Linked DNA regions of Homo sapiens: region 1 is linked to region 2. A link is a loop called in an ENCODE intact Hi-C map of the cell type or tissue named here. Cell type or tissue: B cell. All regions are shown on one strand. Each heading gives the region's core, and the rest is flanking DNA. Links, peaks and the distances in the headings are about the cores only.

Evidence for each region. Hi-C counts contacts between places; a loop is a spot of excess contacts. Peaks named below come from ENCODE experiments on the same cell type or tissue, not always from the same donor. Only the 100,000 strongest peaks of a DNase experiment are listed, where the experiment ranks them.
Region 1: a loop joins it to region 2, with 13 times the contacts of the local background. A loop is called at or near these places in 9 of 110 quality-filtered maps.

Annotation. Positions count from the first base shown.
Region 1 is chr17:21,090,769-21,105,884 of GRCh38, reverse strand. No RefSeq gene overlaps it. Among named protein-coding and RNA genes, the nearest start is that of LINC01563, 23 kb to the right of the region's middle. RefSeq lists enhancers at 6,187-6,396, 5,791-6,408, 6,315-6,609, 6,409-7,025 and a silencer at 6,315-6,609. In B cell, for the core only: CTCF peaks have their summits at 5,806 and 6,006; a DNase peak (open chromatin) is centred at 6,484; H3K4me3 peaks cover 1,356 bases.
Region 2 is chr17:21,012,193-21,027,308 of GRCh38, reverse strand. USP22 (ubiquitin specific peptidase 22) reads left to right here. Exons shown (of 13, transcript NM_015276.2): 3 at 6,083-6,196; 4 at 8,124-8,225; 5 at 9,198-9,367; 6 at 11,410-11,557; 7 at 14,374-14,479. Among named protein-coding and RNA genes, the nearest start is that of USP22, 23 kb to the left of the region's middle. In B cell, for the core only: a CTCF peak has its summit at 6,955 (motif pointing left); a DNase peak (open chromatin) is centred at 6,908; H3K27ac peaks cover 1,739 bases.

The DNA.
Region 1 (15,116 bases), core at 2,526-10,525, 78 kb before region 2:
TAATTTTGTGGTATAAGGTATGAAAGGAAAATAAGTCTTGGGACGCCAGAATCACTAAGCTAAAGGGAAAAGTCAAGCTGGCAACTGCTTAGGGCAAACCTGCCTCCCATTCTATTCAAAGTCATCCCTCTGAGGCTCCCCTGAGACAAATGCATATCTGATTGCTTCCTCTGCCCTATTGCTTATGTGAAAATGCATATTCACTGAGCCATTCTAAATTGTGTATTCAGTGGAAGGCTGATCAAGGACTCAAAAGAATGCAACCTTTTGTCTCTTATCTACTTCTATCCTGGAAGCCCCCACTTTAAGTTATCCTCCCCTACTGGATGGAATCAATGTACATCTTACATATGTTATTGATTTCTCATGTCTCCCTATAATGCATAAAAGCAAACTATACCCCTGACCACCTTGGGCACGTCTCAGGACTTCCTGAGGCTGTGTCACAGGCTCATCCTTAACCTTGGCAAATAAACTTTCTTAAATTGACTGAGACCTGACTCAGATATTTTGCGTTCACAAATGATGCAGGATTTTTCTCAGTCACTTTGCCAACTGGAGACCTCCACAGGCAGTGACGCCCCCTAGCCTGGGCCTTGCTTGGCCCTGGGCCAGCCACTGGAGGTGCCCCACCCAATCGGCCTGCCTGTGCTATAGCTTGTACCCATGTTTGGCAGTTCCCAAGCTCTTGTCCTGCATCCAAGAAGAATGAGGATATGCTGACAATTGAAGGGTGAGAATGGGTGGAGAAGAATTTTATTGAGTGATGGAATAGTTCTCAGCAGAGAGGAGATGCAGGGGGTGGTTCCCCCTAGCTTAGTCCAGGGCTTTTATGGGTTCAGAATAGGGGAGTAGATACTGATTGGTTTGTGAGTATCAAAGAAAGGCTACAGCAAAGACACCACTAAAGGATGAGCATGGCAGTGTAAAAAAAACAATTAGGAAAGGGTAGGTATATGTAAAATAGGTGAAGAGTGGGGATCAATCAGAGGAAAGCATGCCAAACGGGAAGACAGGTTCTCGATCCTATCCAAGGATCTACGTGGCACTGTCTTCAGTTCAAAGGTCGGGTTTCACCAGGGACCCACCCCTATCTGCCTAGGCATTTGACTGCCTCCTGTCACTATCCCAAAGGGCTACTAAGGAGTAACTGATAAGGTCCATACCGTTTTGATTGAAGAGAGTTTTCTTGTTTGTGTTTTTCATTTAATTTAATTAATTAATTAATTTATTTTTAAGACGGAGTCCCACTCTGTCACCCAGGCTGGAGCGCAGTGGTGTGATCTAGGCTCACTGCAACCTCCGCTTCCCGGGTTCAAGCGATTCTCCTGCCTCAGCCTCCCGAGTAGCTGGGATTACAGGCACGCACCACCATGCCCAGCTAATTTTGTATTTTTAGTAGAGACAGGGTTTCATCATGTTGGTCAGGCTGGTCTCAAACTGCCGACCTCAGGTGATCCACCTGCCTTGGCCTCCCAAAGTGCTGGGATTACAGGCATGAGCCACTGCGCCCCACCGAGTTTTGTTTTTAATGTTATTTCCAATAGACGAAACCTGCTGGTTGAAGTCTGTGGTCCTTGCAGTTTTAGTTTCCCAGGAGCTCACTATGAAAAGATTCTTTCACTAATATGTAATTTATAATTGTTTCATAAGACCATTGTAATATCTGGATCTGTCTCCCTTTACTGTTACAGATGTACAGTTTTCTGGAGATAATTTCATAGGTCTGCGATTATGATTTTGAATGGAGATTCAAAATCCCCAGCTGGTGCTTACCAAAAGGGGGTCAACCTAGATGAAGCAGAACCAGTGGAAGGAAGAGCTTTTGGCTAAGGAATTTTAAAAGCCTCAGTTAATTTTCCCAGTTGAGCTTTTGTGTGGGTGTTTTTTTTTTGGGGGCGGGGACGGAGTCTCGCTCTTCCCCCAAGCTGGAGTGCAGTGGCACAATCTTGGCTCACTGCAAGCTCCCCCTCCCAGGTTCACGCCATTCTCCTGCCTCAGCCTCCCGAGTAGCTGGGACTATAGGCGCCCGCCACCAAGCCCAGCTAATTTTTTTGTATTTTTTAGTAGAGACAGGGTTTCACTGTGTTAGCCAGGATGGTCTCAATCTCCTGACCTTGTGATCTGCCCGCCTTGGCCTCCCAAAGTGCTGGGATTATAGGCGTGAGCCACCATGCCCGACCATTTTTTTTTTTTTTTTTTGAGACAGAGTCTTGTTCTGTCGCCCAGGCTGGAGTGCAGTGGCACAATCTTGGCTCACTGCAACCTCCACCTCCTGGGTTCACGGCATTCTCCTGCCTCAGCCTCCCAAGTAGCTGGGACTACAGGCGCCCGCCACTACACCTGGCTAATTTTTTTTTTTTTTGTATTTTTAGTAGAGATGGAGTTTCACCATGTTAGCCAGGATGGTCTTGATCTCCTGATCTCGTGATCCACCCGCCTCGGCCTCCTAAAGTGCTGGGATTACAGGCATGAGCCACCGCGCCCGGCTTATTTTTGTTGTTTTTTTTTAAGACACAGGGTCTTAACTTGTTGCCTAGGCTGGAGCACAGTGGCATGATCATGGCTCACTCCTGGGCTCGAGCAATCCTCCCACCTCAGCCTCCCAAGTAGCTGGGACCACAGGTGTATGCCACCATGCCCAGCTAATTTTTTGTATTATTTGTAGACATGGGGGTCTCATTATGTTGCCTGGTCTGGTCTCAAACTCCTGGGCTCAAGTGATCTTTTGCCTCAGCCTCCCAAAATGCTGGGATTACAGGTGTGTGCCACCTTGCCCAGCCTTGAGTTTTGATTATTCCATTTATGCGTTTTTATTTTGTTGTGTTTTGTCTTGTTTTGAGACAGGGTCTTGCTCTATCGCCCAGGCAGGAGTGAAGTGGAGTGATCTCGGCTCGCTGCAACCTCTGCTTCCTGGGTTCAAGCTATCCTCCCGCCTCAGCCTACCAACTAGTTGGGGCTACAGGCATGCACCACCACTCCCAGCTAATTTTTGTATTTTTAGTAGAGATGGGGTTTCACCATGTTGGCCAGGGTGGTCTCAAACTCCTGACCTCAAGTGATCTGCCTGCCTTGGCCTCCCAAAGTGCTGGGATTACAGGCGTGAGCCATCACAACTGGCTGCATTTATCTGTTTTATTAACCCAGGTAACTACAAATGATGAACACATTGTAAATGTTGGAGAATGGGCCACATTTTATATACTGATTGGTTAAGGGAATTTTACTTACTCCTAAGGCTGTTGCTTTTCTGCACGGAAATGCCTTTTACCCTGTGAGAAAACATGCAAATCATTACCAGAACATATTTGTATATTTGCAAGTGTTAAATCAAGTTTAGCCTAAAGCTGCCTCCTTACGTATTTTAAGTTTGGCCTAAAGGTCTCTCTGCACATTGTGAACTATAACCTAAATGAAGTTGTAAGCAGACTGTAGCCTACTCTTGTGTCAGTCACTGCATTTTGGCCAATGCAAAGGTGGCCTACTGTTCAAACTCTGTTCAAGTAAGGTAAATGCTGAGCTGTAACCAATCCGCTGTTTCTGTACCTCACTTCCATTTTCCATACCTCACTTTCCTTTTTCTGTCTGTAAATCTTCTTCCACCACATGGCTGTACTGGAGTCCCTGAGCCTACTCTGGCTGAGGCTACCTGATTTGCCAATCGTTCTTGTTCAAATAAACTCTGCTAAATTTAATTCAGCTGAGTTTTTCCTTTAAGACAAGGGTGGCAACTGGAGTAATCCAATAGCCGTACCTTGAAAGGGGCCTCTGGTAAAGGAAAATGTCCTTGGGAACTGTATGACAGTTTCCTTAGATTACGTTCTGGACAAATGTGACAGTTTTACACCTTATGAGTTATAGTTGGAGAAGTTTTCCAAAAATAGCTTTCCCCAAGCAACCATTTTGTCAGGGCTCTAGTGAGTGAGGTCAAATACACAGGTTAAAAATAACTGACCCAGCACTTCGGGAGGCCAAGGCGGGCGGATCACGAGGTCAGGAGATGGAGACCATCCTGGCTAACACGGTGAAACCCCGTCTCTACTAAAAATACAAAAAATTAGCCGGGCGTGGTGGCGGGCGCCTGTAGTCCCAGCTACTCGGGAGGCTGCGGCAGGAGAATGGCGTGAAACCGGCAGGCAGAGCCTGCAGTGAGCCGAGATCGCGCCACCGCACTCCAGCCTGGGCGACAGAGTGAGACTCCATCTCAAAAAAATAAATAAATAAAAAATAACTGAGCCGGGCGTGGTGTCTCACGCCTGTAATCCTAGCACTTTGGGAGGCCGAGGCAGGCAGATTGCCTGACCTCAGGAGTTCGAGAACAGCCTGGGCAACACAGTGAAACCCGGTATCCACTAAAAAATACAAAAAATAAGCCGGGCTTGGCAGCGTGCACCTGTAGTCCCAGCTACTCGGGAGGCTGAGGCAGGAGAACTGCTTGAATCTGGGAGGCAGGATAATTGCTTGAACCCAGGAGGTGCAGGTTGCAGAGCTGACGCCACTGCACTCCAGCCTGGGACAGCGCGAGACTCTGTCTCCAAGAAAAAAAAAAAAAAAAAAAAAAAAAACCACAACCAAAAAAAAGTGTAGGCTGGGCGCGGTGGCTCACACCTGTAATCCCAGCACTTTGGGCGGCTGAGGTGGGCAGATCACCTGAGGTTGGGAGTTCGAGACCAGCCTAACATGGAGAAACCCCATCTCTACCAAAAATACAGAATTAGCCGGGCGTGGTGGCACATGCCTGTAATCCCAGCTACTTGGGAGGCTGAGGCAGGAGCATCACTTGAATCCGGGAGGCGGAGGTTGCAGTGAGCCGAGATCGTGCCATTGCACTCCAGCCTAGGCAACAAGAGCAAAACTCCATCTCAAAATAAATAAATAAATAAAATAACTGTAATTCAGCAGGAAGTATAGGCACATTGTTTGGCACACACTGTACCTCATCTTTGGTGGAGTATGTTCCCCCTTTTTCTAGAGGGCAAGAGCTGTATCTAGTTTGTTGCCACGGTGCTATGTGCTTTTCATACAGACATTTATTGACTGCAATACAGAAATACTGAGGAAGTGATGATGTTGTCATACCACCTCCTGCATGAAGGCTTCCCTAACCCTGCCTCCTTTCCCAGACTGAAAGTAATTTCCACATTCTCAGAATGTGGAATATTCTTATAGCTCCAAACACATGGAGCCTTCAGGAACAATTACTCACATATTCGTCTTAATTATCCAAACCACCCTGAATCTTGCTACAAAGAACATAAATTCTATGTATATTCAATGTGACTTTTTGGCACAGATTAAGCATTAATAACCTTTTGAAGAAAGGTTATGGTTACATGGAACTTTAAAGCATATTTTAATCTGTTTATGAATACTTAATTTCCCCTTGTAATTTAGGTATTGATCTTTGAAGTTATAGGGCTTTTTATCTATAAAGTGACTCTGGGCCTGGCGCAGTGGCTCAGGCTTGTAATCCCAGCACTTTGGGAGGCCGAGGCAGACGGCTCACCTGAGGAGTTCGAGACCAGCCTGGCCAACATAGTGAAACTCTGTCTCTACTAAAAATACAAAAAATTAGGCCGGACGCAGTGGCTTACGCCTGTAATCCTAGCACTTTGGGAGGCCCAGGCGGGTGGATCATGACGTCATGAGTTTGAGACCAGCCTGACCAACATGGTGAAACCCCGTCTCTACTAAAAATACAAAAATTAGCCAGGCGTGGTGGCGCGAGTTTGTGATCCCAGCTACTCGGGAGGCTGAGGCAGGAGAATCGCTTGAACCCGGGGGGGTGGAGGTTGCAGTGAGCCGAGATCCCGAGATCACGCCACTGCACTCCAGCGTGGACAACAGAGCAAGACTCTGCCAAAAAAAAAAAAAAAAAAAAAAAAAAAAGTGACTGGAAAATAATAGTCATTTTTAGGTTGGGCAGTGCTCAGCGCTATATTGGGGTCTCAAAAAGTGTCAACCAGTGTATTACTGAAGACGGACAGGTGGTGGCAGGGCTCTTAGCTGAGGGATGGAAAAATGCTTGCTGCCTAGAATTCACTTACATTCTTTGTTTCCTCTCTCCAGGTTTCTGGCTCTGTGTGGAATAGGCACTGTCCTCCTGGTAGGTGTAAGGGAATCAGATGTTGCATTTTGATCGTGATAAGTTACTTGCTTTTCTGCTTTGTTCACCTTAAATTGAAAGTGGAGAGATGCAAATTCTGCCCCATCCTGGGGAGGCAGCTCCTGCTTCCAGCCAGCTCTGGAGCAGGTTCAGGTGTCCGCAACTTTAAAATTGCCTTGGGGGTCTTTCGGGAAGCACTTCGCAGGGGACAAGCGCGTGGTTATGGTTTGGGTACAGGCAGCGTTTTCCCCAAGGACTTGCTGGCGCCCGCTTCAGGGATGCGCGTAAGCTCCCGAGGCTGTCAGTCAGTCCCTCGGTCGCTCCGGAAATTTGAAAGATTGTTAATCAAGAGGTCTCCACCAATGGATGGGCACAGGTCGTGGCTGGGCCAATCAGGCTCTGTCTCTAGGACTTTGGCGCGAAAAGACGCAAGGTCCAAAAAGAAAAAGAAAAAAAAAAAGAAAAAGGAAACGGTAGTGTGAGATTGATAGATTCTAGCAGCCCTCCTATGAACCTGCCCGTTAATTCCTCTTCTCTAAATGTCTGCCTTTTTTCTTCGTGTACAATTCCTTTTTGTCAGTGTAGCAGGAATAAATATCGATCTCTATCAACGTTGGTGTAAAAGGACCCTGCCTTTTAGCAGCTCATTCCGCCCCCAACAAAAGACTACACTTCCCAGCGACCCTTGCAGACCCGAAAAGCCGGTTTCCACACCCCGAGGCTCTCTCATGCCCTTCTCCCAGTCACTATGCCTAGCCCCAGATAACCACTCTTCTGTCCTCTAGCACCTCCATCACCAGTTCCTGGACTTCATGAAGGGGTACGCTTTGCATCTGGCTTCTTTCACCCAACATCATGTCTGTGATATTCGAGTAATGATTATATGGGTGTGCACATGTATAAAACTCGTAAGTTTGTACTCTTAAGATTGATGTTTTGTTGTTTTTTGAGATGGAGTTTCGCTCCGTCGCCCAGGCTGGAGTGCAGTGGTGCGATCTCGGCTCACTGCCATCTCTGCCTCCCGGGTTCAAGTGATTCTCCTGCGTCAGCCTCCTGAGTAGCTGGGACTACAGGCGTGAGCCACCACTCCCGGCTAATTTTTGTATTTTTAGTGGAGACAGGGTTTCACTATGTTGGCCGGGCTGGTCTCAAACTCCTGGCCTCAAGTGATCCTCCCGCCACGGCCTCCCAAAATGTTGGGATTACAGGCATGAGTTACAATCATATGTATAGTATACCTTAAAAAAAGGATGTAACATTTCATTCTTGAGTTTGTATTTCCCAAGGTATCCAAAATCAGGCCAGAAGGTTTTAGTGAAATTCTCTACTTTTGTTTTAATCAAATTTCATATTCTAGGAAATCACTCACTTTCACCTTCAGGCTGAAGTGCACACTCCTTTGATTAGTAATATGCAGTTAAGGGAGCAGGTTCTGGGGCCAGACTTCCTGGGCACAAATCACATTTCTGCCTCTTACTAGCAGTGTGAGCCTGAAGAAAGTATTTAACCAGTTTAACTCATCCATAAAATGAAATAATCGCAGCCTGGCCAATGTGGCAAAACTCCGTCTCTACTGAAAAAAAAAAATTAGCCGGGAGTGGTGGCGCTCGCCTGTAATCCCAGCTACTTGGGAGGCTGAGACAGGAGAATGGCTTGAACCCAGGAGAGGTAGCAGTGAGCCAAGATCACGCCACTGCACTCCAGTCTGGGCGACAGAGCAAGACTGTCTCAGAAAAAAAAAAACCATCATATTACCTATCTCTCAGGGTTGTTGAGTGGTTAAATGTGTGCTTATGAAAAGTGCTTAGAATACTAAGAACAACAGAATGCGTGCTATTGTTATTGATGCTCAGTATTATGATTGGCCCACAAGGCTCTTCCTGATCTGTTTCTTATCAGCCTTCCAGCATCGTGTCTCACCATTCTCCCTCTGGTTTCTACCCATCCAAGTGTACCTAATCTTGCTGTTTAACTTATTTTCATGTTCTCCTCCCTCTGCCCAAAACACCCTTACCCCAGGCTGGAGCATCCACCATATAGTTTGAGCACACACTTAGGGCACCAGCAAAGCAGAGGCAACCCCCTAAGAAAAAAGAGAGTGAAGAAAAAGAATATATCTCTACAGTATTTGATGGCTGGGCGTGGTGGCTCAAGCCTGTAATCCCAGAACTTTGGGAGGCTGAGGCGGGCAGATCATGAGGTCAGGAGATTGAGACCATCCTGGCTAACATGGTGAAACCCCGTCTCTACTAAAAATATACAAAAAAATTAGCCGGGTGTGGTGGGGGGCTCCTGTAGTCCCAGCTACTTGGGAGGCTGAGGCAGGAGAATGGCATGAACCCAGAAGGCGGAGTTTGCAGTGAGCCGAGATCATGCCACTGCACTCCAGCCTGGCCGACAGAACGAGACTCCGTCTCAAAAAAAAAAAAAAAAAAAAGAATATATCGCTACAGTATTTGATGGTTGACACCCTGTCCCTTCCACCACCAGCAAAAAAAGCATGGAAGGAGTTACAGGAAGTTCATACTTTATTGGGCTGCATTGCCCCTATTTTATGGTCTAGAGTTGTTTGTATTTGAAATACATTTGGGTGGTGGGATGAGTGTAATCTCTTCAGTACTTAGGCCCTTACAGGTCTTTGTGGCAGATGGTGTTTTCCAAAATGGCCACAGTGATATCTCCCATCCCACATCCTCTTTCCTGCAAGGTGACTTTGACACTTCTGTTGAGAGGTAGAACCTCTCCACTTCAATCTGGGAGGGCTTGTGACTATGGTGAAAGTGAGGCCATGTCACTTCCAAGTCCGGGTGAGATAGCTTCTTCCTTGTTCCCAGGAAGTGTAGCCCCAGACTTGCTGTTGGAACCCAGCTGCTGTGCTATCAGGAAGTCCGGGCTACATGAAGAGGCAACATGGAGTGTTCTGGTCAACAGCCCCAGCTGAGGGCCCAGCCAACAACTAGTGTCAACCGGTAGATATTTCAGTGAAGCCTTTAAGATGAATCAAGTACCAGCCCCTATCTCCCTGCAACTGTATCAGAGATCCTGAGAGAACTATACCAACCAATTTCCAGAACCACGAAAAAGTAAAGCAAAATGTCGTCGTGCTAAGCCACTAAGTTTTGGAGTGATTAACAGTTGTAATGGGGCCCTCTCCTTCCCCACCCAACTTATCCTATTCTTCTTTTCTTTTCTTTCTTTTTATTTATTATTTTTTGAGACAGTCTTGCTTTGTCACCCAGGCTGGAGAGCAGTGGCGCAGCCATGGCTCACTGCAACCTCTGCCTCCCAGGTTCAAGTGATTCTCATGCCTCAGCTTCCAGAGTAGCTGGGACTACAGGCATGTGCCACCACGCCCAGCTAATTTTTGTATTTTTAGTAGATTCAGGGTTTTACCATGTTGGCCAGGCTGGTCTCAAACTCCTGGCCTCAAGTGATCCTCCTGCCTCAACCTCCCAAAGTGCTGGGATTACAGGCATGAGCCACTGCACCTGGCCTTTCTTTTCTTTTTTTTTTTTTTGGAGACAGTTGCCCAGGCTAGAGTGCAGTGGCAGTGGCACAGTCATGGTTCATTGCAACCACTGCCTCCTGGTCTCAAGTCATCCTCCCCGTTCCACTTCCCAAGTAGCTGGGACCATAGCCACACACCACCACGCCTGGCTAATTTTTATTTTTATTTTTATTTTTGTAGAGATGGAGTTTCGCTATGTTGCCCATGTTGGTCTTGAACTCCTGAGCTCTAGCAGTCTGCCTGCCTTAGCCTCCTAAAGAGCTGAGATTACAGGCATCAGCCACTGGGCCCAGCCCCATACTTGATTTTCTTTCTTTTTGAGACAGTCTGATGTTCAAGACTGCTCCAGTGTCCCACCTGTAGGTGGCCTTCCCTGACCTTTAGGGCTGAGTGAGGTGCTTCCTCCAGGCTCTCACAGTCCTTTGCATCCCTCTATCATGGCTCTACCATGCCCTATTATCACTGCCTGTTTACTTGTCTGATGCCCTCATTTAAAAGTTTAAACTCCCGTGAACAGTGACTGCATTTTTAAAATAAATCTGTATTCTCAGTAGCTAGGACAGAGCTAGAAGGAAAAAAAAAAATAGTAAGGGCTAGTAAAGTATACGGAGGGAACAACTTCAGCAAAGCTGGTGCTTACAAGTCAAGCACTGGCTGGGCAAGTCAGAGCAGGGCTTATGGGGACAGGCTGCCTGGTTCCCTATCCCAGCTTCACTCCAGCCTGGGCAACACCATGAGACTCGAACATTCTCTCTGACCTCTTCTATCCCTATCATTAGACAAGTTACTGAACTTCTCTGTGTCCCAGTTTCTGAAATAATGGGAATGAGAATGGTACTCCCAAAGAGAAAAGTCTAATGTACAAGTTTCATTACAAAGGAGTCTAGCTCTCAGAAAACCAACTAACAACGGACGGATAAAAAGAGAAGGTGGTGGCCGGGCGTGGTGGCTCACGCCTGTAGTCCCAGCACTTTGGGAGGCCAAGATGGGCAGATCACAAGGTCAGGAGATGGAGACCATCCTGGCTAACATGGTGAAACCTCATCTCTACTAAAAATACAAAAACAAAATTAGCCGGGCATGGTGGCAGGTGCCTGTAGTACGAGCTACTTGGGAGGCTGAGGCAGGAGAATGGCATGAACCCAGGAGGCGGAGTTTGCAGTGAGCTGAGATCACGCCACTACACTCCAGCCTGGACAGAGCAAGACTCCATCTCAAAAAAAAAAAAAAAAAGAGAGAGAAGGTGGTGCTTATTGTTCAAATTATTATACAGATGTCATCAATTGTCATTGGAGGTTGCTTGTCTTCTTTTGATAAAAACCAGAAATTTCTGTCTTTGATTAATTAAAAACAAGATATGGTTTATATAAGATGCTAAGCTTTTGGTGTATTTCAAGGCTTCCTGGAAGCTTCTATATTCATGGCCTGTCTCAGAATGCAAGGTTTTTAGAAATTGAAAGCTTTTTGTTTTTATTTTATTTTATTTTGAGAGACAGGCTTTCACTCTGTCACCCATGCTGGAGTGCAGTGGTGTGATCATAGCTCACTGCAGACTCAAACTCCTGAGTTGAAGGGTTCCCCCCGCCATAGCCTCCCGAGTAGCTGGCACTACAGGTGCGCACCACTATGCTTGGCTAACTTTTTTTTTTTTGGTGGTGACAGGGTCTTGCTATTGTTGCCCAGGCTGATGTTGAATTCCTAGCCTCAAGCAATCCTCCCATCTTGGCCTCCCAAAGCCCTGGGATTACAGATGTAAGCCACCACGGCTGGCCTTCCTTTTTACTTTTTGAAGTGTAAATATGTTCTGGGTTGAAGAGTCTAATGAGTCAACATCAGACAGAGCCAGTCTCAACTACCTCATTGGGTTGTTATGAGGTTTAAATTATACATACAGTTGACCTTTGAACAATACAGGTTTGAACTGGATGAGTCTATTTATAAACGGATTTAAAAAAATAAAATGTGCCTGCCTCTTCTGTCTCCCCTTCCATCTCCTCCACCACTTCTTTACCACTCCTGAGACCCCAACACCAACCCCTCCTCCCCCTCTCCCTCCTCCTCTTTCTCCCCCTCATCCTCTTCTGCCTTAGCCTACTCAACATGAAGATGATGAGGATGAAGACTTTTATGACGACCCACTAAATATATTTTCTTCCTTATAATTTTATTTTCTCTTTTTTTCTGAGACAGTGTCTTGCTCTGTCACCCATGGTGGAGTGCAGTGGCACAATCTCAGCTCACTGCAGCCTTGACCTCCAGGCTCAAGTGATCCTCCCACCTCGGCCTCAGAGTATCTGGGACCACAGGTGTGCACCACTACTCCTGGCTAATTTTTGTATTTTTTGTAGAGACAGGAATTCACTATGTTGCCCAGGCTGGTTTCAAACTCATGGACTCAAGTGATCCTCCTGCCTTGGCCTCCCAAAGTGCTGGGATTACAGGTGTGCGCCACTGCACCCGGCCTGATTTTCTTTTCTTTTCTTTTCTTTCTTTCTTTCTTTCTTTTTTTTTTTTTTTTTGAGATAGGGTCTCTCTCTGTCACCCAGGTTGGAGTGCAGTGGCGGGATCTCGGCTCACTGCAACCTCAACCTCCTGGGCTCAAGCGATCATCCTGCTTCAGCTTCCCAAGTAGCTGGGACTACAGGTGTGCACCAGCATGCCCAGCCTGGTTTTCTAAATAATGGTTTCTTTTCTCTAGCTTACTTTATTGTTAAGAATACAGAGTAGAATATATATAACATTAAAAAAATGTGCTAATCAACTTTATGTTATCAGTAAGGCTTCCCATCAACAGTAAGCTGTTGGTAGTTAAGCTTTGGGGGAATCCAATGTTATATGCAGTTTTTCAACTGTGTAGGGGGTTGGTGTTCCTAACACCCCCCCACCCCCGCCCACCGATTGTTCAAGGTCAACTGTATATGGATGGATGGATGGGTGGATGGATGGATCTATGTATCGCAATAGAACAGGTCTTGGTACATAGTAACTACTTAATAAGTATCAGTCAGCCTTGTTATTGCTGAAGCTTATCAAGGCCTCAGAAAGCCAGCTTCACATCCTCAGCCACCACTAAAACTGTGTGAATTTGGGCCTCTGAGCCGCAGTCCCTTGTGGGTGAAATGGAAATTGATGCCTGCTTCATGGGGCAGTTGTAAAGACCACACAAACATAGATGAAAAAGGGGTGGCCGAGTGCAGTGGCTCATGCCTGTACTTCCAGCACTTTGAGAGGCCAAGGCGGGCAGATTGCATGAGGTCAGGAGTTCGAAACCAGCCTGGCCAACATGGTGAAACCCCGTCTCTACTAAAAAAATACAAAAAAAAAAAAAAAAAAAGGCTGGATGCAGTGACTCAAGCCTGTAATCCCAGCACTTTGGGACGCCAAGGCGGGCGGATCACCTGGGTCAGGAGTTTGAGACCAGCCTGGCCAACATGGTGAAACCCCGTCTCTACTAAAAGTACAAAAATTAGCCAGGCGTGGTGGCGGGCACCTGTAATCCCAGCTACTCAGGATGCTGAGGCATGAGAATAGCTTGAACCTGGGAGGCGGAGGTTGCAGTGAGCCAAGATCACGCCACTGCACTCCAGCCTGGGCAACAAGAGCAAGACTCTGTCTCAAAAAAAAAAAAAAAATTAGCTGGGTGTGGTGGCACACGCCTGTAATCTCAGCTACTTGGGAGGCTGAGGCAGGAGAATCACGTGAACCTGGGAGGTGGAGGTTGCAGTGAGCCACGATCATGCGACTGTATCCCAGCCTGGGTGACAAAAGACAGACTCTGTCTCAAAAAAAAAAAAAGAAGAAGAAGGTGGTGGGGGTGGTTTCAAGAAGCATAAGAGATATTAATATTGAATGTTTTCCCCAAAACAGCTAAATACAGGATAGTCTAATTCGTTTCAGAGAAGAACATTTCCACGTGCACTTCATTTTCATTTCACTTTTATTACATGAAATCTGTACTCAGCTCCTTCTCCATTTCTGCCAGCAAAACGTCACTTTGCAGGTCTGTCCTTTGCAAGTAATGCTGAGTAGTTCACTTCAGAACCAGGCCTCAAAAACTGCAAGTCTTAAAATTTAACAAGGGGGTCTCAGAAAGAACAGGGAAGGTCAGAAAAAAATGTTACTTATTTATTTTATTTTTGAGACAGTCTCACTCTGTTACCCAGGCTGGAGTGCAGTGGTGTGATCTCATCTCATTGCAACCTCCGCCTCTAGTTTAAGCAATCCTCCCACCTCAGCCTCCCAAGTATCTGGGATCACAGGCACGTGCCACCACGCCCAGCTAATTTTTGTATTTTTTGGTAGAGACGGGGTTTCACATGTTGGCCAGGCTGGTCTTGAACTCCTGACCTCAAGTGATCCGCCTGCCTCGGCCTCCCAAAGTGCTGGGATTACAGATGTGAGCCACTACGCCTAGCCCTTTTTTTTTTTTTTTTTTTTTTTTTGAGACAGTCTCATTCTGTCACCCAGGCTGGAATGCAGTGGTGCGATCACAGCCCTGCAGCCTCAACCTCCTGGGCTTGAGTGATCCTCCCACCTCAGCCTCCTGAGTAGCTGGGGCTACAGATGCAAGCTACTACACCCAGCTCATTTATGTATTTTTAGTAGAGACGGAGTCTCGCTATGTTGTTTAGGCTGGTCTCAAACTCCTGGGCTCAAGCAATCCTCCCATCTTGGCCTCCCAAAGTGCTGGGATTATAGGCATGAACCACCACACCCGGCCAGAGAGAATGTTCTACATCACAAAGTATTTAAAATAATTTATTCTAAATAATCTATTTTAAATAAAATATTTTAGATTATTTATAATCATAATAAACTGTTTTAAATAAGCTGATTTGTGATGATGGTAACTTGAGAGCGGCCACCACAATCCTGCCCTCTGCTGTCAAATGGGAAGTGCAGAGTCATGTGAATATCTGTAACAGTTACCCACTTGTGCTGTGATTAAAATAAGCCTTTTCTTGCAAGTATAATGTAAACATAGACTTTAGAAATTGTTGCCATGTCTTGCACCAAAAAAAAAGGAAAAGAAGAAAAAGAAAAAGGAAGAAAAGAAGACCTACAAAAAGGACATTATTTCTACATGGTTACCTTAGTTGATAGTTGTTGCTCTGGTGATAGTGTTGTCATGGGCATCTCTGTATTCTTAACAGATACTTTTAAGGTTTACTTGTTAAATCTGAAGAGCATCGTTGGCCTTCTTTCTTCCCACATGCGTGATGGAAAATGTCCAACTCCTCTGGGCTTATTTAACAATGAGTTTGAGAGTTTGAATTAGGAAGCTGGACTCTGCTTATCAGGAAATTGTGATAATTCAACCTGCTTGGGACAGAAGTTGGCTCTTGTTAACATGTAGAAAAATGGTTTTTAATGATATCACATTTTTTAGTGATTGAATCTGGTGGGCATTACTAATTTCAAACTAATATATTACTTTTGTGATTACTTTGTTAACACTAAATTATGGTTGGAAAGTCATAACATGAGGCTGGGTTCGGTGGC
Region 2 (15,116 bases), core at 2,428-10,427:
TTTTTTTTTTTTTTTTGGAGACAGGGTCTCGCTTTGTCTGGAGTCCAGGCTGGAGTGCAGTGGCGCGGTCATGGCTCGCTGCGGCCTTGACCTCCTGGGCTCAGGAGATCCTTCTGCCTCAGCCTCTCGTTGGGACCACAGGCACACACCACGACACCTGGAATCCCAGCACTTTGGGAGGCCGAGTGACTTCCTGTGTTGAAAAATTTTTTGTAGGCTGGGCGTGGTGGCTCATGTCTGTAATCCCAGCACTGTGGGAGACCAAGGTGGGCAGACTGGAGATCGAGACCATCCCGGCCAACATGGTGAAACCCCGTCTCTACTAAAAATAACAAAAAAGTTAGCTGGGTGCTGTGGCGCACGCCTGCAGTCCCAGCTACTCGGGAAGCTGAGGCAGGAGAATCGCTTGAACCCAGGAGGCGGAGGTTGCAGTGAGCCGAGATCGCACCACTGCACTCCAGCCTGGACAACACAGCGAGAATCTGTCTCAAAAAAAAAAAAAAAATTGTGGAGACAGGGTCTCACTATGTTGCGTAGGCTAGTCTTGAACTCCTGGGCTCAAGCGATCCTTCGGCTGTGGCCTCCCAAAGTGCTGGGATTATAGGAGTGAGCCACCATGCCTGGACACAGTGTGTCTGATTTTTTTTTTTCCTACTAATTTTTTTTTTTAAAGAAGTGAGATGAGGGAGGAGCGGTGTGGCTTGCACCTGTAATCCCAGCACTTCGGGAGGCTGAGGTTGGCAGATTACCTGAGCGCAGGAGCTCAAGACTAGTCTGGACAACATGGTGAAATCCTGTCTCTACAAAAAATTTAAAAATTAGCAGGGCGTGGTGGTGTGTGCCTGTGGTCCCAGCTACTCACTCAGGAGGTGGGAGGATCTCTTGAGCCTAGGAGGTCAAGGCTGTGGTGAGCTGTCATCAAGCCATTGCACTCCAACCTGGGTGATAGAGCAAGACTCAAAAAAATAAAGTAAAAAAGAAGTGAGACGATTTAAGGCAAAACATACCTGTATCTTCTATGATGTGTTTATGATCCAGCTGTTTTCTTATGGACATCTGGAAGCTGTCACCTCAATATCATGCTGTGCAATGGCACGGTCTCAGCTCACTGCAACCTCCGCCTCTCAGGTTCAAACAATTCTCCTGCCTCAGCCACCCGAGTAGCTGGGCTTACAGACGCACACCAACATGCCCAGCTAATTTTTGTATTTTTGTAGAGATGGGGTTTCACCATGTTGGCCAGGCTGGTCTTGAACTCCTGACCTCTGGTGATCGCCTGCCTCGGCCTCCCAAAGTGCTGGGATTACAGGCATGAGCCACCGCGCCTGGCCCTATTAACCATTTTTAAGTCTACAAGTCGGTGACATTTAGCACATTTACAATGTTGTGTGTCCTCCACCTCTCTAGTTCAAAACTTTTTTGCACCACAGAGGAATGCGTCGTTAACAGATCACTGCCTGTTGCTCTCTCTCCTGTCCCTTGGTGACTTGAATCTACCTTCTGTCTCTGTGGGTTCTCCTTTCCTGGATATTTCATATGTGTGGAATCATATAACATGTGGCCCTTCGTGTCTGGCTTCTTTCCGCAAGCATGCATTTGTGATTCATCTGAGTTGTATTATGGATTAGTATTTCATTCCTTTGTATGGCTCAGTCATGTTCCATTGTTTATGTAGACCACATTCTTCATCCGTTCATCTGCTGATGGACGTGTGGGTTGTTCCCATCGTCTTGGTGCTTAGGAATAGTGCCACTGTGGACATTGTGTGTAATTCTAGGGGGACATGTTTTCATTTCTCTTGGATGTATACCTAGAAGTGAGCTGGCAGGGTCATCAGGTCACTGCTTAACTTATGTGAAACACCATCTTTTTTTTGTGGCTGCACCATTTTAATTCTCACCAGTGATGGACAAGCTTTCCAGTTTGTTCACATCCTTGCCAACACTTTTATTTTTTAATACCCATAATAGTGTGAAATGGTATCTCATTGTGGCTTTGATTTTCATTTTCTTAATGACCAGTGATGTTGAATATTTGTTCATGTGCTTGTTGGGCCATTTGTATATGTTTGGAGAAATATCAGTTCATGTCCATTGCTTTTTTTAAATTGGGTTGTTTGGTTTTTGTTGTTGTTCTTTATATATACACATGCACAGTATACAGTGTGTGCGTGTGTTGGGGTGTGTGTGTATATTCTGGATACTGGACTCTGAGCAGATGTATGATTTGCAAATGTTTTCTCCCATTTTGTAGGTTCTTTTTAGTTTCTTGATAGTGTCCTTTGAAGCACAGGATCAGACGTTTTTAATTCTGATGAAGTCCAGTTTCTTTTTTCTTTTCAAGACACTATCTCCCTCTGTCACCCAGGCTGGAGTGCAGTGGCACAATCACAGCTCACTGCAGCCTCAACCTCCCAAGCTGAAGTGATCCTCCCAACCTCAGCCTCCTGAGTGGCTGGGACCACAGGTACGCGCCACCACGCTTGGCTGATTTTTTGTACTTTGTGTAGAGATGGGGTTTTACCATGTTTCCAAGGCTTATCTTGAACTCTGGGCTCAAGTGATCCTCCCATCTCTGCCTCCCAAAGTGCTGGGATTCCAGGTGTGAGCTGCTGCTGCCCAGCCTGGTTTTATTTTTTCTTTTGTTGCTGATGGTTTTGTGTCAGATCTAAGAATCCCTTACCAAATCCGAGGTCATGAAGACTTGCCCTTAAGTTTTCTTCTACGAGTTTTATATTTCTGGTTCTCATATTTAGGTCTCTGATCCATTCGAGTTAATTTTTTGTATACAGTATGAGGTAAGGATTTGTAGGTGAATATTCAGTTGTCCCAGCAGCATTTGTTACAGAGATACCCTATCCCCTCAAATGGTCCTGATGCCTTGTGGATGTCGGTTGGTTTTATGCAGTGGGAGCGTTGCAGTGTGAAGGCGTCTTAAAGAAGGCCTAAATCTAGAAGGATTTACATAGGCACTGGAATGGTGATCCGTCTTCCCAGGCTAGAGTTTTTGTTGTCAGCTACATGTGTGGGCTGTTTTTCACGGGATATCTTGGCCTTACTGTAAATTCTCATCACCCTTATTGTAAACTTGTCTCTGTCAGGATTTCTCTGTGACGTCCATGTGCTGGGGCTGTACTGCTGATGAACAGGAAGTGGCAAAGGTTGATGGCTGAGCTCTGCGACAGCTCCCACCAGGATTTTAACATCGTTGTTGGCATTTTGTGAATTTTTTGAGTAGGGCAGAAGGTAGCCCTGGGAATCTTAAACTGCTGTTTTGAGTTTCAACAGATCTGCTTTGGAAGACTTCAAAGATTTACCACAATATAAGTCGTAGTAGCTTAAGACCTGAAATAGAATAAAACTGTGGTGTTCCAAGACTTCCCTGTTTATCCGGGGATGCACTTAAGTTATATACTAACCTAATCATCACACAGCTCTGGGAAGCACTAGTACCGTTGCTATCAGCATCTTACCGCAGGGGAAACTGAGGCTCAGAGGTGTGGAGTAATTGATGAAAGGTGCACAGCTGGCAGGTGGCATAGTGAGGGCTGGTGCCAGTTACTCTCAATCCATGGTCTTTCCTCTGTGCTTCGCTGCCTCCCGGGTGTCTGACATCACGTGGATTTAAGCCCCACTCTCCCAATTTTTTTTTTTTTTTTTTTTTTGAGACATAGTCTGGCACTCTCGCCCAGGCTGGAGTGCAGTGGTGCAGTCTTGGCTCACTGCAGCCTCTGCCTTCCGGGCTCAAGCCATCCTTCCACCTAAGCCTCTTGAGTAGCTGGGACCTTAGACACACACCACCACACCCGGCTAATTTTTGTAGAGATGGGGGTTCACCATGTTGCCTAGGCTGGTCCTGGAACTCCTGAGCTCAAGTGATCCACTCACCTCAGCCTCCCAAAGTGCTGGGATTACAGGTGTGAGCCACCACGCCGGGTTTCTCTCCCAGTTTTTTAAAAAATATTTTAACTTTTATTTTAGTTTCAACGGTACATGTGCAGGTTTGTTATATAAACGTATTATTCAGTGGTTTGGTGTACAGTTTATTCCCTCACCTGGGTATGTACTGTAGTACCTGACAATTTTTTTTGTTTGTTTTTCCTGATCCTCTCCCTTCTCCCACTCTCCACCCTCAAGTAGGCCGCAGTGTCTGTTGTTCTCCTCTTGTGTCCATGTGTTCTAATGGTTTAGCTCCCACTTATAAGTGAGAACATGTGGTATTTGGTTTTTCTGTTCCTATGTTAGTTTTCTAAGGATAATGACCTCCAGCTCCATCCATGTTCCTGCAAACGACATGATCTCATTTCATTTTATGTATACATGGTATCCCATGGTATATATGTACATTTTCTTTATCCAGTCCACCATTGGTGAGCATTTAGGTTGATCTCATGTCTTTGCTATTGTGAATAGTGCTGCGATGAACACACGCATGCATGTGTCTTTATGGTAGAGCCATTTACCTTCCTTTGGGTAGGTAATCCTGGTTCATTTGGTTTTTTTTTTTTTTTGAGACGGAGTCTCGCTCTGTTGCCCAGGCTGGAGTGCAGTGGTGAGATCTCAGCTCATAGCAAGCTCCGCCTCCCAGGTTCACGCCATTCTCCTGCCTCAGCCTCCTGAGTAGCTGGGACTATAGGTGCCTGCCACCATGCCTGGCTAATTTTTTGTACTTTTAGTAGAGACGGGGTTTCACCATGTTAGCCAGGATGGTCTCAATCTCCTGACCTCGTGATCTGCCTGCCTCGGCCTCCCAAAGTGCTGGGATTACAGGCGTGAACCACCACACCCGGTTAACCCCAGTTGTTTATAAATTGTTGAATGGAGAGAGTACCTTTTTTCAGGCACTCAGAGGACTTTATCTTACTTACTTTTATGATAAAATAATTAAGAGCCCAAACTATTAGTCCTATTTTATTTTATTTTATTTTTTTGACTTTTTACAAATTATTACTTTTAACAAAGAAAGCAAAAGTGGATCTTATTTCCATAAAATAAAGGTTTATGTTGACAATTAAAAACTGGACATGCACACGATTAGAAAGTTCAAACGACACGAAAATGTATACTTCTCCCCAAAGGAAACGACTGTGAACAGTTTCTTGTGACTGTTTTAGAAAATTGAAATTTATACATACATATGTATCTCTTCTTATTTGTGAAAAGAATATACTAGTATTACTATAATTTTTTTATTTTTATTTTTATTTTTTGAGACAGAGTCTCACTCTGTTGCCCAGGCTGGAGTGCAGTGGCAAGATCTTGGCACACTGCAACCTCCCCTTCCCAGGTTTCAGCTGTTCTCACGCCTCAGCTCCCCGAATAGCTGGGGTTACAGGCGTGTGCCACCATGCCTGGCTAATTTTTTGTACTTTAGTAGAGATGGGGTTTCACCATGTTGACCAGGCTGGTCTTGAACTCCTGGCCTCAAATGATCTGCCTACATCGGCTTCCCAAAGTGCTGGGGTAACAGGCATAAGTCACAGCTCCTGGCCTATTAGTCCCATTTTTTAGAAGATGCAGTTGAGAAATTGTGGTAGAAGACCCACCTTCAGGCAGCTCTGGGTCAAGATGTCAATCAAAGTCATCCGATGAGAAACTATTTTCCCCCTGTACTTAAGGTAAGAGTAGCAAATGCCGCCAACCACAAAAGTCACAGCAAGTTGCTGCCACATTCTTTATGGTGATGGTGTCAGGAATTCTAGATGGAGGGAAGCATAGTCACTCCGTGTCAGGTGGCCAGGACTGAAAATATCCAATGCAGTTGTACCAGTTTTAAATACCACGCATTCAGAGAAGGTGGCAGAGGTCCTGATCCTGGAGTATTGGCTGCTTTGAAAAGTATGTATGGGTCGCCTCTGTTTTTTAAGACACCTCAGCCCTGGGCATGAGCTGCCAAACACAGTGCATGCCCCTCACCTGCTCAGGATAGGAGACTCCGCTGGACTGGCTTCCCTGCTTGTGAATAGGAAGGTGCTGTGAACAGTCAGTATCTACAGAACCTCACTGTGTTTAACTCTGCCCTCCAGCCTTCCATTGTGGTTTTTAATTCAACTTGGTTTCTCCTCCCTCCTTTCTCTCCTCAGCCATTGATCTGATGTACGGAGGCATCTACTGTTTTCTGTGCCAGGACTACATCTATGACAAAGACATGGAAATAATCGCCAAGGAGGAGCAGCGAAAAGCTTGGAAAATGCAAGGTTTGGTTCCACCTCAGTTTACCTGCTTGATCCTGCAGTTCCCTCATGTCCATCAAGGGCAGACCCAGTAGGAGAAAGAGAAGTACCTAGGTGGGAAGTGGCAGGCTGGTGGGAAGAGGCCGTCCCCACCTTCCCCTAAGGCCCACAGTGGAGTCAGCTGAAGCTCTGCATGACAGGGGAGGTGGCTAGTGTCGAGGCATGCATAGCTGCCCGTGTGCTTGGGACCACTTCCAGGGTGCTTCCCTTGCAGGTCCCCCATGGGCCTGCAGCTGGGCCAAGGGAACAACCCCAGCATTACTTAAGCTCTCCCAGGGCGCACCTGCAGATGTGGGGCTGAACGAGTGTGGCGAGGTCACACCTCTCGGGGACAGGTGACTCCGTATCTGGACATCCCTGAGTGGTTTGCCCTCAGCTCTGCCGAATTCTAGCAAGCGATCTCTTTGCAGTAATGTTATATGTAAACATACCTCCTTCCTCCCAGGAGAGCAGACTATTTTCGGATCAAGTTGTGGTAGAATCTCTTTTAAAACTCTGGACTGTTTGGGTGATGTTAAATCCATGTCAACAGCGTGCACCCACCAGATGGAAACTAGACCCACCAGATGGAAACTAGACCCACCAGAAGGAAACTAGGAGAGTCTCCCAGCAGCCCCACTGCACAGTCAGATCCTTGCCATCTTGTGAGCTGCCCTCACGGCTCTCGCACCAGTGTGGGTTTTGCACTTGCCGTCGCCACCGTGTGGCCACACACACTGGTTATTGGCTACACAGAGTGAGAGGAGCAAACATGCAGTCATTTTCTTTATTTTTTATTTCTTCTTGGCTTCCCTGAGTTTTTTTTCCTTTTTTTTTTTTTTTTTTTTTTTTTGGTTTTTGATTCTGACAGATGCTCATAGTGGTTGACAGTGATAGTGACATAGTGACAGGTGTGGTTTACCCCAGTTGACAGGTGAGCATCTGATCTCCCTGGTAGCAAAGCCATCACTGTTTGCAAAGGAAACATATGAACCTGACACCTGTTTTACATTCTTGCCTTGATTACTCTCCATTGAAAACACCCCAGTGTTTTGAGAAGGGAAGAATAGCAACAGGGGCTCTTTCAGTGAGCAGAATTATTTGTGTTTAACAAGTCTTCTCTGGAGAGCAATCTCTGACTTGTGTTCGCTGTTCTTTTCCCTCTCAGAAATTTAATAACATTGTGACTAAGTGTGGGTGTATTATTCTGTGCAGAGCACTTAAAGCACGGGCCTAAGAAATGTATGTCCAGGATTAAAATGGAATTCTTCTAGAATCATTTTATAATTCTGTCTATCCAACATGCTGTGTCTTTTAAAGTATTTTGAAGTATTCAGAAATGTTGGTTGGCATGGAACAAGTACTTCTGAGCGCATAGGGTGTGCGTTGAATGGAATACTATGCCAATTAGCATTTACCACCACTCTCTGAATATTTTGTGGCACACACGTTTTTAACTGTTGGATCTATCTTAGTTTGGTAACTCGACGCTGAGTTTATGCTATTTCAGTTTGCTGAAAAGTGCAAGCTCTCTCCTTCAATTTCACTTGTTTGCGGGAGAATCCTTCATGTAAGTTCCCATTGGTGCTGATGCTGCCATCTCTGTGCTGAAGGATGGAAGACATTTGAAAAACAACTGTTTTGGCATTGGCGTTGGGGTAGTTTTGACTGGAGGTGCTGCTTTTCTTGCAGGAAACGTAGCTCACATCCTCATACCCTCTGTGAGAAGCTCCTTTAAGTGTTGTGTGTAGCCCCTCTCAGCACAGTAGAGTTTGAGAAAGCCCTGGTGCTGTGGATGTTGCTCACTGAAATGCACCCTGACAGACAGCATAGCGCCACAGCTTTTATGTGTAAACACACTTGATGTGAAAATCTAGCTAATAGCGCTTGGAACTGTCCTTCATCTGCTTAGGCGTTGGAGAGAAGTTTTCAACTTGGGAACCAACCAAACGGGAGCTTGAACTGCTGAAGCACAACCCGAAAAGGAGAAAGATCACCTCGAACTGCACCATAGGTGGGTGGAGCGTGTCGTCACTCTCAGCTAGGCTTCTTTCCAGGGTTTAAAAGTAAATACAGAATTGTGGGTTTCTTAAGTCCACATGATTCTGTTGAAGCCCTGCATAACTGTCACTCATCAATGTGCTCAGCAACCAGCTCTTGAGCACCTGTTCTCTGCAGGGACCTGCAGTGGGCTTGGGGCGCAGAGTGATGCGTAGCAACAGCCCTGCCCTCACAGCCTTCAGCGTCTGTGTGGGTAAAGGGACTCAAGTTGATTTTGGCCAGGGTGAGGCTGGGCACAGTAATCTTCAGGGAGAGAAATGATGTGTGTGAGTGTAAGTGTTCGCTGAATTTTCTACAAATTGAGGGAATACCCTTTAAAACTTTTTCTTTTTCTTTTTTGAGACAGAGTCTTGCTCTGTTGCCCAGGCTGGAGCACAGTTCACTGCACCCTCTGTCTCCTGGGCCCAAGCGATCCTTCCACCTCAGCCTCCCAAGTAGCTGGGATTGCAGGTGCACACCACCATGTTTGGATAATTTTTGTGTTTTGCGTAGAGACATCTCACCATGTTGCCCAGGCTGGTCTCGAACTCCTGGGCTCCAGTGATCCTCATGCCTTGGCTTCCCAGAGTGCTGGGTTACAAGTATGAGCCCCTGCCCTGGCCCTAGAACATTTTTAAAAACCTGTTTTGTTTGTTCATTAGGCTTCACTCTGACCTGGCCTGTTGTCGTAGAAACTATATTTGTGTAATTCTGTCAAAGCATACAATGGCTGAAGTGGGAGGGGTCCATGGTGGTGGACATTCTTCAATACCGTTCATGTAAAAGTGGCATAAAAACTAGCAGAATGCGATATCTCATCGTGTTCTGGCTTGAATGAATGAATAAAAGAAAATGAGTATGTAGAGGTAGAGGAAGCCGCTGGGATCCAGCGACACCTGTGGTTCAGCACACAGGTAACTCCTGCTCTCTGGTGATTTGTGTCCAGGTCTGCGTGGGCTGATCAACCTTGGGAACACATGCTTCATGAACTGCATCGTGCAGGCCCTGACCCACACGCCACTTCTGCGGGACTTCTTCCTGTCTGACAGGCACCGCTGTGAGATGCAGAGCCCCAGCTCCTGTCTGGTCTGTGAGATGTCCTCACTGTTTCAGGAGGTGAGCGCCATTGACTTCTGCAGGGGAACATTTCTGTTACTTTGTTTTCACCTTCAAAAAAAAAATTTAAGGTGGACCATGATAAAGGAAGATACATTTAGAACCTTTTGTAGTAAGTTAATGTTTAATATACATGTCTATTATGGAAAACACAGTTTTCCAAAAAGGGAAGACCTGGCGTGATTTTTGGGGACGCACTGCTGACTCAGAACAAGGAGAAGCCCTTTGAGAGGCTTGTGGCAGAGACTTCCCTGGTGGGTGACATTTGTCTCTAAAGACGGGTGATTCTCCCCCTTCCTCTTCCTCCATGGTCTACCTTCCTGGCTCAGAAAGGCACGCATGTGTCACCCTCCTGTGTCCTCCTGGTATGCGAGTCTCCTCCACCGCCAGGTCTCTCTAAGCATGCCCCATCAGAGCCTCTGTCCTCATGAGCTACGCGCTGCACGTTGGCTGTTCCTGTGGGCTGCACGTGTGGCGTTCCTGTCCACTTCTGTCCCCGGCATCAGAGCATGGCAGCGTTCAGAGCAAGGCGTTCACGGCTGCCGCCTCAGCCCTCACCGGCTCCGTGACCTAGACATGCTTCTCAGAGCTGAAGCAGCTCAGTTACCTCAACTAATAAGCAGGCTGGTGCCTGTTCTTCAGGTGCCTTGCACAGGAGCCAGCCAACAGCCCTGGCCTGTTCCCATTCGTAACCTCTGCGAGAGATGCAGCCACGCCAGCTCACTCATGTCTGTCTGGTCACTGGTCGCTTTTGTGGGACAGCCACAGAGTTGAGCAGTTGGACAGAGGCTATCCAACCTGCAAAGCTGAAATTATTTACTGTCCAAGCCTTTCAAAAACAGATTGCCAGCCTCTGGTCGAGCCTAACCGATTTCCTCAAAGTACCTGCAATGTGCCATAACTGCTGGGGACACGGCCCAAATAGGAGAAAGGAGGGTGCAGCTGGGAAGTTGGTGGGTGGTTGTATCACTGACTTTAGTGATAAGCTCACTTGTGTTAGATTGTTTTTAGACTCCGGCTTGTTAAGGTGTAAATTACAGTCACACCCACCTTCTAGCCTATAGATAGATGAGTTTCGACGAATGCATAGTTGTGTAACTGCTGCTACTCAAGATGAAGAACTGTTACCTCTCCGAACTCCCTCGTGCCCCTCCGAAGTCAACCCCCAGTCCCCAGACCCTGGTAGCTGCCGATCTGTCTTCGGTCCCTTGAGTGTCCTTTACCAGCGCATCATACGGATGGATGCATGCAGGAAGTAGCCTTTCTGAATCTGGCTGTCCCTACTTAATGTAATACTGGGTGGATTCACCCGTGTCTTGCGTGCATCCATGATGTGTGCTTTCGATGTCTGAGTTGGGTTCCATTATGTAGATGGGTTATGGTTTAGTTGTCTGTTTCCCAGTTCAGACACATTTGGGTGGTCTGTGGTTTTGGGTTTTTTGATGAGAAATAAAACTGCCCTGAATTCTGTATTTGCACAGGCAAGACCCCTCTGTGGGTTCTGACCTGGGGAGGAAGCCGTGGGATGGAAGGTGTGCTGCTGGGTCTGCGGCTGGAGTTGAGCTGTTGGAGAGGACTGGCTGGCAAGCCCTCAGCTAATTGCCATTAGCCTCAGAGGCAGAGAATCCTGTGGCTGATGCTGGTGAATTCTGCATAATCACAGTGATGTGCTTCCCTTTGCGGAGGTGCTGGTGTCCATGGGCCTGAGTGGTTTGGCTAGTGCTTTGAGGAAACTAGTATTGGGCAAATCGAGTCACTTTTATTTGCATGTGATCTCATAGTAGCAAGTCATAATTCATTTTTTAGGCTTATATGTGGAAAACTAGATGGTAGAAAGGAAAAAATTCATATGAGGACTCGAAAAGTCCAGTGAGCCCAGATAAAAATAGACTTTGCAAAAAGTAGAAAAGTAAAATCCAAACATTTGTGTCAAATGAGCCACAGCCAATGGTAGGCATCTGATAAAGGTTTTGATTGTGTGTACTCTGTGTTCAGAGTCTACATTTATTCCTGACAAGGTTTCCTTCCCCGCCCTCTGGCAGTTTTACTCTGGACACCGGTCCCCTCACATCCCGTATAAGTTGCTGCACCTGGTGTGGACCCACGCGAGGCACCTAGCAGGCTACGAGCAGCAGGACGCCCACGAGTTCCTCATCGCGGCCCTGGACGTGCTCCACCGACACTGCAAAGGTGGGCCCTGGGCTCTGCACCCTCCACCAGGGCAGGATGTTTTCCTTGAAGGGGAAGGAAGCAAAGCGAGTGTATGCACTCGTGCAAAAAGGGGCACAGGTGACACATTCCATTGTTTTGTCATCATAGCCCTTGTCGTCATTTGTTTCTGAAGTCACCATAACTAATGACCTCAGAGAGGCTCCTCCTAGTTTATTTTTAAGAGGCGAGGAAGTAGTTCCAGCAGTATGACAGGTCCTCAGTGACCGATCACAGTGAACAGCAAACTCTTGGAGCCCTCTTGGGCCTGTGCTTTGAGGCCCCTGCCTGCCCTGGCATTTCTGGGACCCTGTGGGTTATCAGGCCTGAGGCTTCTGGACATCCCCCAAACACAACTTAATCACCCAACTGTCTCCTTCCCATTGGGGACTCTCCAAAAGGACTGATGGTTGCTCTGAAATAGCCAGAGAGCTGGGACACAGGACGAGCAAAGCTTCTCTTGGGGTCTCATTGGACCTGGGCCATCTCCCCCAACATAGTCCCACAGCCTGGCCCCAGGGTGGTACCCTGATGATTTTTCAGAGTTGTGTGGTGTTGGTAGTTGGCAGGGGCAGCTCTTAGCGCTGGAGGTGGGAGGCTGGGAATGAATGACTTGAGCCAAGATCGGCTCCTCCCCACTCCTCATGGTGGAGATCCCAGTGTGAGGGACCTGCAGCTGAAGTCTATCCATACAGGCAGAGAGACTGAGAGGTGATTCTCAGATGAGTGTGGGCTGGTCACTTGCAGGTCTTCCTAAAGCCCGTGCTGGCGTTTCTGATTCAGCAGATCTGTGGGGGGCAGGGGCTTCTTCACTCTTAATCAGTTCCCAGCTGATGTTGATGCCGCTGGTTCAGATGCCATACTCTGAGAACCCATGCGCTCAGGTCACAGGGCACCTGGCTGCTTGTGAGTTTCCTGTGGTCTCTGGGCTGGCACAGCTAGTTGTAGCCGATATCCTATCAGTTAATTTTAACTTGGAGTCTTTTAGAGAACAGAGTCCTGTTCTGACGGTTCACCGAGTTGAACAGCTTGGTGGGCTGGCCTTCCCATCGCTTCTCATCCGTCTCAAGGCTGTGCACCCGGGCCCTAGGCGCTTACGTACAACCTATGGGTTCTGAGATCACAGCCCAGAAACAACCCACAGTTGAGCTAAAATGGCTGGTTTTGGTCAAATGTGACTTTGGGTTCTGTTTTCTTTTGGTACTTACTTTTTTTCCTCTGAAAAACTACGTGATCCTTTTAATTCTTACCTAGAAATCAAAGGAAAGTTACTTAGTAGCTTAGGTAGAATTTCATGTCCTAGTATGATTTATAAGAGAGGAAAGAGCCACTGTGGAAGTGACTATGCTGTTACCCCAAGCACCTAGTGAGAATAACGAAGAGCCTTCTGTAAGCAGCAGAAAGATGTTCTAAAAATCACTTGTTCAAAAATGCATTGCTGTTAAATGTTCACATGACAAAATGTGACCTCTGACGTGCTTCTGACAGAATTCCCTTGGAAATGTCTGAAAAGAAATGTAAGGTTCTTCTGTTTAGAAACCTGGTTGCCAGAGCTGTTCAGCGAGGTGGCCTGGCCACATGGCCTTGGTTACGTGCATTTTGTCCTTGTGGCCTTCACGGCATCTTTCTGTTCATCTTTTGTTTTGTTTTGTTTTGTTTTTGAGTCAGAGTCTCGCTCTGTCGCCAGGCTGGAGTGCAGTGGTGCGATCTCAGCTCACTGCAACCTCCGCCTCCCAGGTTCAAGTGATTCTTCTGCCTCAGCCTCCTGAGTAGCTGGGACTACAGGCGCCCGCCACCATGCCCAGCTAATTTTTTGTATTTTTAGTAGAGACGGGGTTTCACCGTGTTAGCCAGGATGGTCTCGGTCTCCTAACCTCGTGATCCGCCCGCCTTGGCCTCCCAAAGTGCTGGGATTACAGGCGTGAGCCACCGCGCCTGGCCATTCTGTTCATCATTCTTTGCGCCTTCCTGTATGGATATTCTTGTCCTCTGAATTTTGTCCCATGAATTTGAGATCCCTCTGGGAAGCATTTTTCTCTCTAATCTTAAACCTTCTGCTCTCAGAAGACTTAGTGGCCCTTCTCTATTCCTCTGTCATGATTCAACGTCTTTGAACTGTGATGTATATACAGGTGTCCTCGTGCCCTGTCCCCACTGTCTAGTGAAGTTATGTAGAATATGTATTCCACACACGAATTAAGTTCTGCTACTTAAGTTTCTTTTTCACAGATCTGCACACATGGATATGAATGAAGTGTGTATTGAATAGAGAGGGTGGGAGTGGCACTTCCAGATGCAACTGACTGGAAGACACGCTGTCCCCTGGGGGCTCTAGCTGATGAGGACAGCCTGTGTCCTGCGGTGTCACTTTCTGAACTTGGGGCACCATGATACCTACTCAGGGAGGGAGGTTGCTGGGGCTTCCCCGGGTGTACCTGGCCCACCATATGTTCAGCTGTCTCACTGGAACAATATTGATTCAGTCATTCTTTATATGATAATGGGAATCGATTATTCTGCTCAGTCACTGGGCATTAGGTGGGTTTTCTTGGCAAGACTGAAGCTGTGGGGCTCTTGTTAGGGAATGAGAAAAAGGAGCATTGAAAATCCAAGTGCTGTGATTTCTCGTCATATTAAAATAACAAGGACACCCTCTGCTAAAATGAGGAGTGTCCTCACATGGCCTTTTAAAGCGTTGGCCCTGGCTCCCCCAGGCTTCTGCAGGGTGAACTGCTCTTCCCTTAGAGACTCCCCATATTTGGGGAGACACTAATCCCAGAGCCGTGGTCTGTCTCCAGGTGATGACAATGGGAAGAAGGCCAACAACCCCAACCACTGCAACTGCATCATAGACCAGATCTTCACAGGCGGGTTGCAGTCAGACGTCACCTGCCAAGTCTGCCAGTAAGTGAGAGGCTGCGTGCTCGGCAATATCAAACCCTCTGGGGCCGTACTGACATCCTCCCAGTCTCCAGAGCTGTGTGTGCTCTGAGAGGTCTTTAAGGAGGCTATGAGATAAATGATTAATAGACGCCATGAGAGCGAAGGTTGTGGGGTGGGGGTGCTTCCTCTTGGGGAGGTCGTAGGGCAGGTGTCCCCTCGGGATGCGAGCCCTTCGTGTTGAGGTCTTGGCTGTTGTCTACAGCCAGCAGTGTGTTCTTGGAAGCTTCCCCTACCATTTTGCATCTTACAGTCCTTGACCAGGGACCAAGTGAAAGAGCCCTCTTCAAGAAGGCGTGGATCATGCATGGTGGATTGTTTTTCTACGTGCTTCGAAGTGTGTTAGTTTTCATTATTTTATGGTTTCTGGTTCCATTTTCTGATGTAGTGGCCCTAATTCTTCTCAGATGTGGTCTCTGCTTAGAGCCTCAAGTGTTGAGTGCAGGGAGAATCCATTGCTTTGTTAGGTCAGGGGACCCTCTCACCCAACCTCAGTGCATGCTACAGGTTTTTTGTTTTTGTTTTTGTTTTTTTCAGGCATGGGGTCTTGTGTATGTTGCCCAGGCTGGCCTTGAACCCATGGGCTCAAGCGATCCTCCCT